Regions from separate parts of the Homo sapiens genome. Here region 1 is linked to region 2. Evidence: chromatin loops called from intact Hi-C (ENCODE). Cell type or tissue: OCI-LY7. All regions are shown on one strand. Links, peaks and the distances in the headings refer to the core of each region. The heading gives the core; the rest is flanking DNA.

Evidence for each region. Hi-C counts contacts between places; a loop is a spot of excess contacts. Peaks named below come from ENCODE experiments on the same cell type or tissue, not always from the same donor. Only the 100,000 strongest peaks of a DNase experiment are listed, where the experiment ranks them.
Region 1: it touches region 2 in a loop (4-fold over the local background); 1 of 110 quality-filtered maps calls a loop at or near these places.

What each region holds. Positions count from the first base shown.
Region 1 is chr2:6,212,237-6,217,616 of GRCh38, forward strand. No RefSeq gene overlaps it. Among named protein-coding and RNA genes, the nearest start is that of LINC01247, 160 kb to the right of the region's middle. In OCI-LY7, for the core only: a CTCF peak has its summit at 2,456; a DNase peak (open chromatin) is centred at 2,445; H3K4me3 peaks cover 465 bases.
Region 2 is chr2:6,306,962-6,312,341 of GRCh38, forward strand. All of the region lies in intron 1 of LOC105373401 (a long non-coding RNA gene), which reads right to left. Among named protein-coding and RNA genes, the nearest start is that of LINC01247, 66 kb to the right of the region's middle. In OCI-LY7, for the core only: CTCF peaks have their summits at 1,794 and 2,000; DNase peaks (open chromatin) are centred at 2,240, 3,150 and 3,570; H3K4me3 peaks cover 3,431 bases; H3K27ac peaks cover 4,551 bases.

The DNA of each region.
Region 1 (5,380 bases), core at 181-5,180, 95 kb before region 2:
CTTGGTTTCCATTTCTGTCACATGAGGAAAAGTAAAAGCTAACAAAATCGCTCATACAAACAAATCTGTGTCACAGGCATACAGTCCTGCTAACATTTTTCTGTTAAAAGTAGGAACAAATGTAAGCTTTCTGGCATATATTTTATGTTTTGTTTAAAACACTGCACATTTTATTTTATCTTTAAATACATATATGCATATATATATTTAAAACATACACATGGACATAATAACTATTTGTAACTATATACCTATTTGTAAAAATATTATCATTGGAATTCTTTCCCTTTAATAAAACAAACGTAACTAAGCATAAGCCTCCATAAAGTGCTTATATCCAGGGATGTTGTAGGAAACTGTCTCTCCTGGGGAATAGGAGGAGCTTTGATTTGCAGCATTTGCCAATTTCTGCATTGTAAACACTCCGTCTATGGCCTGTTTCAAACTACCAATGATTTAGTGCCTGGCTCACAAAATTCCTGAATATTTAACAAGCGGCTCTTGTGAGGGCAGGAGCCCGTGGCAGGTTACCACCACCATGCTCCTTCAGCACCGCAGCAAACTTGTGGGAGGTGCTTGGGAAGCCCACCGACTAACCTTTCCTTTTAGACTGACAATCACTCTGCAAGGTCTTAAGTCAAGATATTTTCATTTTAGTTTTGTAGATTAGAATACAACATTTTCAGAAAATCTGAAGAAGATCAAGGAAAATAAAGATTGACACAAACCGTAAAAGGCATTCAAGAAATGTTTGCTGATTTGTATTACCTATGGTGTGGGTGAGAGAAAACACAGAGCTGGAACGCTTGGGTGTCAAATCCTGAAAGATGTTTGACGAGGAGAAGCAGCCCGCAGGAAAGAGGGCGTGTTTCTCTCTGGTTCTTCCCTGAGCCTGGCTAGACCTCACCTGTGCAGGAGACCTGGCTGAGGGGAGGTCTGTGCCTGTGCCATGGTCTTGGCTGGAGGCTTCACGTGCACATCCAAGCACAGAGGACTCGGTGCCTGCCAGCGGGCCGTGCCTGCCTCCCAGCAAGCTCCCACCAGCCTCAGAGAGCTCGCAGCCTAAGCCTCCATCTCATAACCAATCTCTCTTACAGTTCGAAAACTTTTCCTTTAACCTGCTATAAAGTCAAAGAAAGACTTTTATGAAGTCACCTCTCAGCTTTTCTTTCTCCAGGCTAAATAATCCATTTCCCCTAAAGTCTCCCTGGGGTCCTATTTCCCCACCCCTTCATCACTTTTGTGACTCCTATTTGAGTTCTGTTTGAGAGAAATGAAAATGAGTTTCTGGGGAAAGGCTCACCCTGACCCTGCACTGGATGGTAGAGGAAGCCGCGAGGGCAGCGCGGGCCGTTTCTTGCAGGGAAATCGCTCTTGCTTGTCCTCCCTGCGCCCAACACATCCAAACAGGACAGCCGCTCTTCTCTCCAAGCCTCTACTTTCTGCACCAAGAGAACAGGGGATGGCAGAACACAGAGGCCTTAGAAATGATCACACACGGCCGAGCTCGGTGGCTCAAGCCTATAATCCTAGCACTTTGGGAGGCCGAGGTGGGCGGATCACGAGGTCAGGAGTTTGAGGCCATCCTGGCCAACATGGTGAAACCCTGTCTTTACTAAAAATACAAAAAAATTAGCCGGGCGCGGTGGCCGGCGCCTGTAGTCCCAGCTACTCAGGAGGCTGAGGCAGGAGAATGGCGTGAACCCGGGAGGCGGAGCTTGCAGTGAGCCGAGATCGCGCCACTGCCCTCCAGCCTGGGGGACGGAGCCAGACTCTGTCTCAAAAAAAAAAAAAAAAAAAAAAAAAAAAAAGATCACACACTCATTTTACACACGAGGAGGCTGAGATTCCAAGCATTTTAATATCTGCTTGATATCAATCAAAGTCGATCATAGAGGAGAATTAGAAGCAAGATGTCCTAACAAATGTATAGTCCAGTGCTAAGTATACCGTGCAGAATAGTGGACTGTAGGTCTGCCTGAAATGAGATGATAATCATAACCACTAATATTCATATTATTCCCTACATTTTGCCTGTTTGCATGAAAACATGCTGGCAGCCAACTTTAGTCTGATTCCACACCCATCTCCAGCTCCAGGAACAGTGACCAGCACATGGTTTGCCTTCCTTATGTATTTGTTTTTGTTGGAGGGGCATAATTACCTAATTTGCTCCCCTGCACGATTTCATAAGGATGGGTATTACTGAGGAGAAAGTTGTTTTTTTTTAATTTATTTCTTTTTTACAGTGTTACTGATGGAAATAATAAATTTCAAGTAGCAGAAAACCCTCTAGAAATTGCTTCAAAGAGAAGGAATGTATCATAGGAAGTGAATGGTATCTGAAACTGAAAAAAGTGCGGTGCAGGACTGCCTCAGGGAGAGTTAGACCTAGACCAAATAAATCTTGGCTCTTCCTCTCTGTGGCCACAAGGAGACGGCTGTTCATGCGTTTCGGTGGAGCAAGTCTCAGAATGACAGCAAGAAGGACCATGTTTCGGCAGGGATTACCCCCATTGCTAGGTGATCTCAGAACGTCACCTATCCTTTCTTGATATTATTTCCCTATTTATAGTACAATTGATTTCTGTTCATCCTACCACAGACCAAATGATCTAATGCTATGAAAATACTTTCCAAAGTTTAAAATAGGATATAACATACGATTAGTTTATTACAATCATGGATTTCTCCCTCCCCAGGCTGAAAAATGCAAATCAGATCAATAATAACTGCCTTTGATCTGAAGACTTTCATTAGATTTTCACATCAAGCTCTACATCACAATGACCTGGAGTAAAATAAAACCTACTAAAAATATAAAATTAAGAAAAGAAAAGAAAATAACACATTTTCTTTTTAAATACAGACCTTAGAAGGTTTTGTGTTTTTTAAATCAGATAGAAGTGAAAAGGCACGTAATACCTTTGCTAAATTACTTGAAGGCAGTTCAAACAGGTAGAGAGTGGGCTTAGAGATTCCTGACAGGCAAATTGCTCACCTATGACACGCTTCTTACTCTGACAAAAACAAAGACTCTTTGAAAGAATTTCCATTGTCAGGTGATGTTATGTTTACTAGACCTAATCCTAAATCTTAGAAATTAGAAAGGCCTTAAATCTTGATCCTCACATGTCAAAATGTGATGAAACTATTTTAGAGAAAAACAATGTGCTTTAGCTGTAGCCTAAGGGGCAAAGCATAGGCTTGAATTCTTCAGTGTTGGTAAAATAAATACTCGGAGTAGTGGCTATTTGCATTCATGGATAACTTTATTCAATGTATCTCTTCATTCTATCTGGAATCTGAAAGCACATTATTGGTAGATAAACATTGCCATGGATCATATCAGTTGTATTGCCTTCAGTGACTCTAATAAACAGGAAATTAAAAAACTAGTACAAGTTCTGTCTTCCTTGGACATTCCTCTACTCATTCGCTCACTCGTTTGTTGAACAAACGTTACATAGTAAGCATACTGTATAAAGCAGTATGAAAGATTCTAGCATTAGGGTAGATCATGTGAATAGAATTAGCTATTTCTGATTTTCCTCCCATGGACTTTGTAGTCTTAGATAGGCAAGGTAAATCAATAGAGAAAGAGAGAGAGAGATAAAGATATAAACAGCTAAATTGCAGGTAGAATATAAAAATAACATCAGGAAAAGTTAAATATGAAATGAGAAGCATAGATTTTGCAAGTTTGGCTGAATGGAGTTAGTGTTTCAAATTGTGCGATTTCTCTTTAGAAAATTAACTTCTTAACTAAGTAATAATGCATTTGTGAACTGTTCAGTTACCGCAGTTATAGAGCAATGCTGTAAGGATTCTGTTTTTGCTAAAATACAAGACTGAACTACTAAAAATAGAAAACATGATAAATTATTGGAATATTACTTTATAAATATGCCATTTGTAACAAAAGAGTTATTTCTGCAATTTGTTGGCTTATCTGTAAAATGTAAACGTGCTCCCTATACATAACTCGGACACATTCTGAAGACGACTTAATAAATACAGTGCATTTATTCTTTCACTAATTAGATAATCATTTATTAAATACTAACTTAGTAAGAAAATGTCATTGAGCTTGAGGAACAAAAGGTTGGTGATAAACACATATATACTTACGTATAGATCAACATCAAAAACAGTTGAATTTTCATTATATAATTTGTTTCAGGTGAGAGAACTTGTGGTTATTAAAGTTCCCCTTTGTGCTTTATGAAAGTGAGATTCAGAGCTAATCAACTTGTTAACAATTGTGATTTGACTCTGAAGTCAAATGGGTTTTTCTGATGAGAAACACAAATCCTATATTCTATTAAGGGAAAAGCAGAAATATTTTCTAGATCATATGGATTTTATTTGGAGTGGAAAAAGAAGATGGATCCTGAAAACATATCTTGCAAATATTTTGCCTCGAATATTCTTTGTCTTCAGGACACTGAACTTGTCGCATTTTCTTCCTCTCTAGGCCCTTGGCAGCCTCAATATTTTTGCCCAGATTTTCTATGTGAGTAGAGTTTCGGGATTCTCTGCTTTTTCTGCACCCAGACAATATGATTTCTGCTCATTGCTACAATATTATTTACACACAGCCAGCTCACAGACCTGCATCTCTTGTTCAGGCCTTTCCACGGATCTATAAGGTTGGTGCAAAAGTAATTGTGGTTTTAGCACCACGCTAATACTTAGTATATATTCTTGAATACTTCCTAGCAGCTCAAACTAAGCCAGATGGACAGTAACCTCTTGAGTATCGCTTCTGAGGCCTGTCTTCCGCTATTCTTTCTTTCAGAGGAAGGCATCACCATTGACTGGGCCATGCAAGTCAGGATGCCTTCAGGTCATTCTTTTTCTTTTCTTTTCCTTTGAGATGGAGTCTCACTCTGTAGCCCAGGCTGGAGTGCAGTGGGGCAATCTCGGTTCACTACAACCTCCATCTCCTGGGTCCTAGTTCAAGCAATTCTCCTGCCTCAGGCTCCCGAGTAGCTGGGATTACAGGCACGCGCCACTATGCCCAACTAATATTTGTATTTTTAGTAGAGACAGGATTTCACCATGTTGGCCAGGCTGGTCTTGAACTCCTGACCTCGTGATCCGCCCACCTCGGCCTCCCAAAGTGCTGGGATTACAGGCATGAGCCACCGAGCCCTGTTGCCTTCAGGTCATTCTTAACTTCCCTCTCCCTCCTCCACCTCACAATGATAATTCCTAATCTTCTATGTACCAGGAGACAGTTCTTGGAAATTGCATGTGCATCGTTTCGTTTAATCTCCATGTTGGAGGATGCCATAATTTTGTTAATATAAAGATAATGTGTAAGGCATATTTTTATTTATTATTTGTTTTATCAATGTATCAACCATCTAACTAT
Region 2 (5,380 bases), core at 165-5,164:
TTTTTTGTTTTTTGTTGTTTTGTTTTTTTTTTATTTGAGATAGAGTCTTGCTCTGTCGTCCAGGCTAGAGTGCAGTGGCCAATTTTGGCTCACTTCAACCTCCGCCTCCAAGGTTCAAACAATTCTTCTGCCTCAGCCTCCCGAGTAGCTGGGATTACAGGCACCCACCACAGCGCCTGGCTAATTTTTGTATTTTTATTATTTATTTATTTATTTATTTATTTATTTATTTATTTTGAGATGGAATCTTTCTCTGTCGCCTAGGCTGAAGTGCAGTGGCCGGATCTCGGCTCACTGCAACCTCCGCCTCCCAGGTTCAAGCCATTCTCCTGCCTCAGCCTCCTGAGTAGCTGGGATTACAGGCACTTGCCACAATGCCCGGCTAATGTTTTTGTATTTTTAGTAGAGATGGGGTGTCACCATATTGGCCGGGCTGGTCTTGAACTTCTGACCTCAAGTGATCTGCCCACCTTGGTCTCCCAAAGTGCTGGGATTACAGGCGTGAGCCACCTTGCCCGGACATTTTTGTATTTTTAGTAGAGATGGGGTTTCACCATGTTGGCCAGGCTGGTCTTGAATTCCTGACCTCATAATCCACCCGCCTCGGCCTCCCAAAGTGCTGGATTACAGGCATGAGCCACCATGGCCGGCCATATAGTTATTTTTTTTAATAGCCACTTAACACAAAGAAACCACCTCTTATACCATATTAAAAGAAGACAATGAGTAGAAAACAACAAAAGCCTTGTTGAGAAACACGTGCTGTACAGTCAGGTAGATTTGCTCCTTTTACTAGCAAAGGGAGTAAATTTCAAAATAGAATGTGCAAGGTCTTCAAGCGAGAAGAAAAGAATATCTATGCATGTTTATTTTCATTTAGCAAATTAGAAAACAAATTGAGCTTTACTGGCATTTCATGTACAGATTGACAAAAGAGTATGTAGAAAAAGAATGAATAAATGTACAGTTTGGAATGTACATTTTTTCTTTTTCTCTAACTACTTGAGTTGAATAATCAAGAATGGCTGGAGGCCCTTCGTGATGCTGCCTGCCTGTGATCCCATGCTTTGGGAGGACAAGGAAGGAGGATTGTTTAAGACCAGGAGTTCAAGACCAGCTTGGGCAACAGAGCAAAAGGGCACAGTTGGAGCTGAGTGCTTACGCCACTCACAAACGTTGTAAATCCTGAGAATTGCTTTTGAGAGAAAAATAATTGTGTTTTATTCCTCATCATTCCCAAATGCATAACACAATGGCTGGTGCATTTCACCTGTTCAATCAATAAATGTGACTTATTGTTATTTTACCATGATTAGCGATGAACTATGCTATGTGCCTATTTTTTTACTTAAACCTCAGAATATTTCTGCCAAGTTATGCAATAGTATCCTGTTTTAAAGACAGAAACCAAGGGGCAGGGAGAACATACGATTTCTTCAAAGTCATGTGGCCTCTCAGCTCTAAAATTGAAGCTGAAATCTGTCCATTCAGCATGAGGTCTCCTGGTTTCTGTTCTTATCTAAATGGAACCGGAGAAGGGAAGGTCCTACCTTAGGGGAACTGAGGAATGAGGTGAGAGGGGCACAGATGTGGGCTACCTGGGGACCTTCCAAACCTCCCTGACCTTCATAAGATTGTTCTCAGGATTAAATAATAATGATTAATTTAAACAAGCATGTATTATCGCTTTTGGCCACTTACCACATGAACTGACCTATCGCTATCGGTCTTAACTTGGAACAGAGACAGCATAGAATTCAGAGACACAGACCTGGGTGAGGGCTAACTCTCTGCCCTTAACTAGCGTGGAAATACAGGTCTCCCTTTTTTCATACGTCACTAGGGGATGCTCACATTTATTTTATTGAACATTTAAGATACTTCAAAATGGTGCAAGTTCCTCATACACAGTAAATTCCTGATAAATGAAGTAGCTATTATACCACACTATTTCACTTTTTTCATGTTTCTAAGTTAAAAAATGTTCTCACCTCAGCTATAATTTTTAAAGTTTGAATCATGGAAACAGGTGAGTTATCTTATGAAAGCCAGAAACCATGTCCTAGGCAAGAATGGCCATGGCTCTTATTCAGTGTCCCTTTTTAAATGCCTTCTAACCGGATCATAGACCCAAAGGGGACCTTGGGGACCCCTGCTCCTTCTCACATCTCAGTTACAGGAAATAAGGCCAAAGGGTTTGTATTACCAGCCCAGAGTCACTCAGTGAGCTCTTGTCAGTGTCAGGACTTAACCCAGATCACTGGGCTCTTTCTTCAGATGTCTCTCCTCTGCCACCTTGACCCATCTCACCTGCCTGGTTCCTGACCCTGGATTTCATCACCTGGGTCTTTGTTCCCTGGCCACTCCTCCTCAGACTCTAGACTTTCACGGAGTCTAAGCAAAAAGACATTCATACAGTGTTGTCACCCGGGCCTTGGTTGCATCCTCTGTTTGTGGCTCCTTGTGGTGCCTCCTGACCAGTTTCCTTGTGCCTTTGCTTTATCTCTTCTGTGTTTACTTGGATTGCCAGAATGTGCAAGTCAGGAGTTCTAAGAAACAAAGTGTGTCCCCAAACCAGTCCATATAGGGTGTATTGTGGGCTACCTAAGAAACTTTTAGCATTTGGGTGGTTTCAGACATGCATATGCAAAATGCTCACAAAGACATGCAACTCACACAGCCACATGCATACAGGTGTGCCTGTACACAAAGCAAATTCTCATATGTGCATGCACACACATGGGCACACACATGTGCACGCGCTAGCACACACACACAGCTTCCAAACCGTGTCATCCATTTCGCATTGTGGCTCTGAGTGATTGGTTTGATAAAACAAAAAATACGTGGGGCCTATGTCTCGTCTGTAGACTACCTATGAGATGCAATTTCTCTGAGATTTTCAAACCGTCTGGCATCTGCAGACTTCAAAACCACTTATAGATATTATAAAACCAGCTCTGATTGTATCTTGATGATTGCTGACATTTAGTGTCTGTCAGCCTGGGGGAGGAAAAAAAAGAAAGAAAAGAAAAAAAGCTTTGCCCCACTAGGATTTCTCCAGCTGGGGCAGCTGAGGCTGTGGCTGTCAGGGGAGGCCCGTGGGACTGTCTGCTGCAATGCTCCAGTGAGTCCTTTCTGCAGCCCAGCATCTTTGGGGCCACAGAGCTCTCATTTCCCCCTCGACCACATTGGTTCTGTGTCCTTTCACACCTGACCCCTTTGACTGACAAACTGGAACAGTACCTGGGAACAAAAGGCAGTTATATAAAATCTAAAGCAGCATATTAATATTTCATTAGCAATTCTTTTCTCTCTGAGGCTGACTGACAGCTCCATCAAGATAGTGGCAAAGCTGATTTTAATTATTTTTTTTTCAACCTGCATCGCTACTCTCACTGCCTCTTCCTGCTGTAAATCAGTCAGAATGTTTTCCTTCATTATTACCACAAGCGCTCAGCAGTCTCTAATTACTCTAAAGAATTTCTTATCTTTTATTTCTAAAGCTGAGATTTTGAAGAGAAGGAGAACGAGGGAGAGAGCCATAATTAACTTTGCAGCTGTTGGTAGTCTGCCCAAGTCTAGAACCGCGGCTATCCCCCCTCCTGTCTGCTCGGCTGTTAGGGGAGACTGGGTGCAGTAATGATAGCATGCTCTTCAAAGCAGGGAGAGCCGTGTATCCAGCACACTCCCTTTGGAAATGCTCTTCAGAATGCATTTTTAATACCGAGATGATTAAAGAGCACACTCAGGAAGGCTTGGCCCACACGTGCCTAAGTGCACAGGGCTTGCATCCCTGGGAGGAGCAGTCCCGGCTGCAGGAGCCTCTGTGTACACCCAGCAGGGCGCTCCCCATCCCCAGCTAGCAGCCTGGAGACATGGCTAGGTGAGCCTCTTGCCAGAAGAAATCAGGAAGCATATTATGTAGCTTTCTGCTGGGCAGATTGTGAGACTAGGTCTCCTCCCTGGGAAACGGGTCCCATCTCCTCATGAGTGCCAAGCACAGAAAGGAGAGGGACCGTTTCAGATGACTGATGAAATATATATAATCTAACCACCCTGGAGGCATATAGCCTTGTCATTAGATATGAAAAGCTTCCTTCAGGGGATTGCATTGGCTTCCTGGTATTATGACTTACAAGGAGAGCAAGATGCAAATTGAGAGTTTTCATGATAATCGGTCTTTTCTATATTTCTCCTGCATTGAATCTCTCTCTGGCCGTCTCTTTGAGTTTTATTGTGTTGACGAATCTCAAACTGATTATTCCTTGGAAATAAGGAAATAAACAGAAACGAAGATAGGGCACACAGCATATATCTTATAAAAATATGACTTAGAGCCAGAACGCAGAGAACGTTGAGTTTTGTATTGTCTTGCGGGTGACACACTCCCAGCTGGGCAGCAGGGGTCTGTGTAAATGGAAGAGATGAGGAAAACTCTGAAATTAAGCCACGAGTTCATTCCTGAGCAGCTGTGCTATGAAATGGTTCAACACTAGCGGCCCTCTCACAGGCTAATGGGCACCTCCCTTCTGATGGGGGAGACCACCTGCACTAATGAGCCCGCGATTATGCAGCTCCTTGGATGGCTCCTATGGGCATTCCTTGTGGACAGGAGCCCCAGCTCTGATGAACGACCTGCTGAGGATTTATGATGTGGAAGGCCTCCCATCAGGGACTAGCCAAAGCCCCTCCAACTCATTCAAATCTTGATTATCAAGGGTTCAAAATGCAGTTTGTAAAGATGAGAGGCCACCTCCATCTCTCTGGTTTTCTGCTGAGCGCTTTGAGTGGGGAATCTCATGGACATGGGCTCACAGTGACACTGGGCAGGCAAGAGCAACACCTCACAGCGTGCATGTCAAGGGACACAGACATCACACATACTCAGGGGCCTTTCTGGGGGCCTCAGCTGAGAGCTGATCAAGGCTCAAGGAGCAGAGACTGTGGGAAACTGAAGTATTAAGGAGTGGGAGCTCAGAGTGCCTCGCTGCGGCACTAACCAGGCTAATGTCCTTGCAGAAAGCCCCTGGCCGCCCTCCTCCCCACTCATTCAACAAATGAGCATGATGCTCACTGCCCCGCCAATCTCACGTGATACTCCGGGAGAGAATTGAGGCAAATGCACCGGGATCTGAGAAAGGAGCAGTAACGATAAGCATCTTGTGTTTTATTTAAAGTGGAGAGTTATGTCCACTTGCATAAGTGCAACGTTTGGTCTGAATTTGCACCTGGGCTAAGGCGAGCTTGCTGCCAATAAGGCTCACTCACCCTCTGAACCAATCACCTTCTCTATTTAGAGGAAAATATATAGTTGCCATTATTCATTCCGTAGTCCACTGAATTCTTATTTAAAGAGGATCTTGTGTCTTTACTGTGG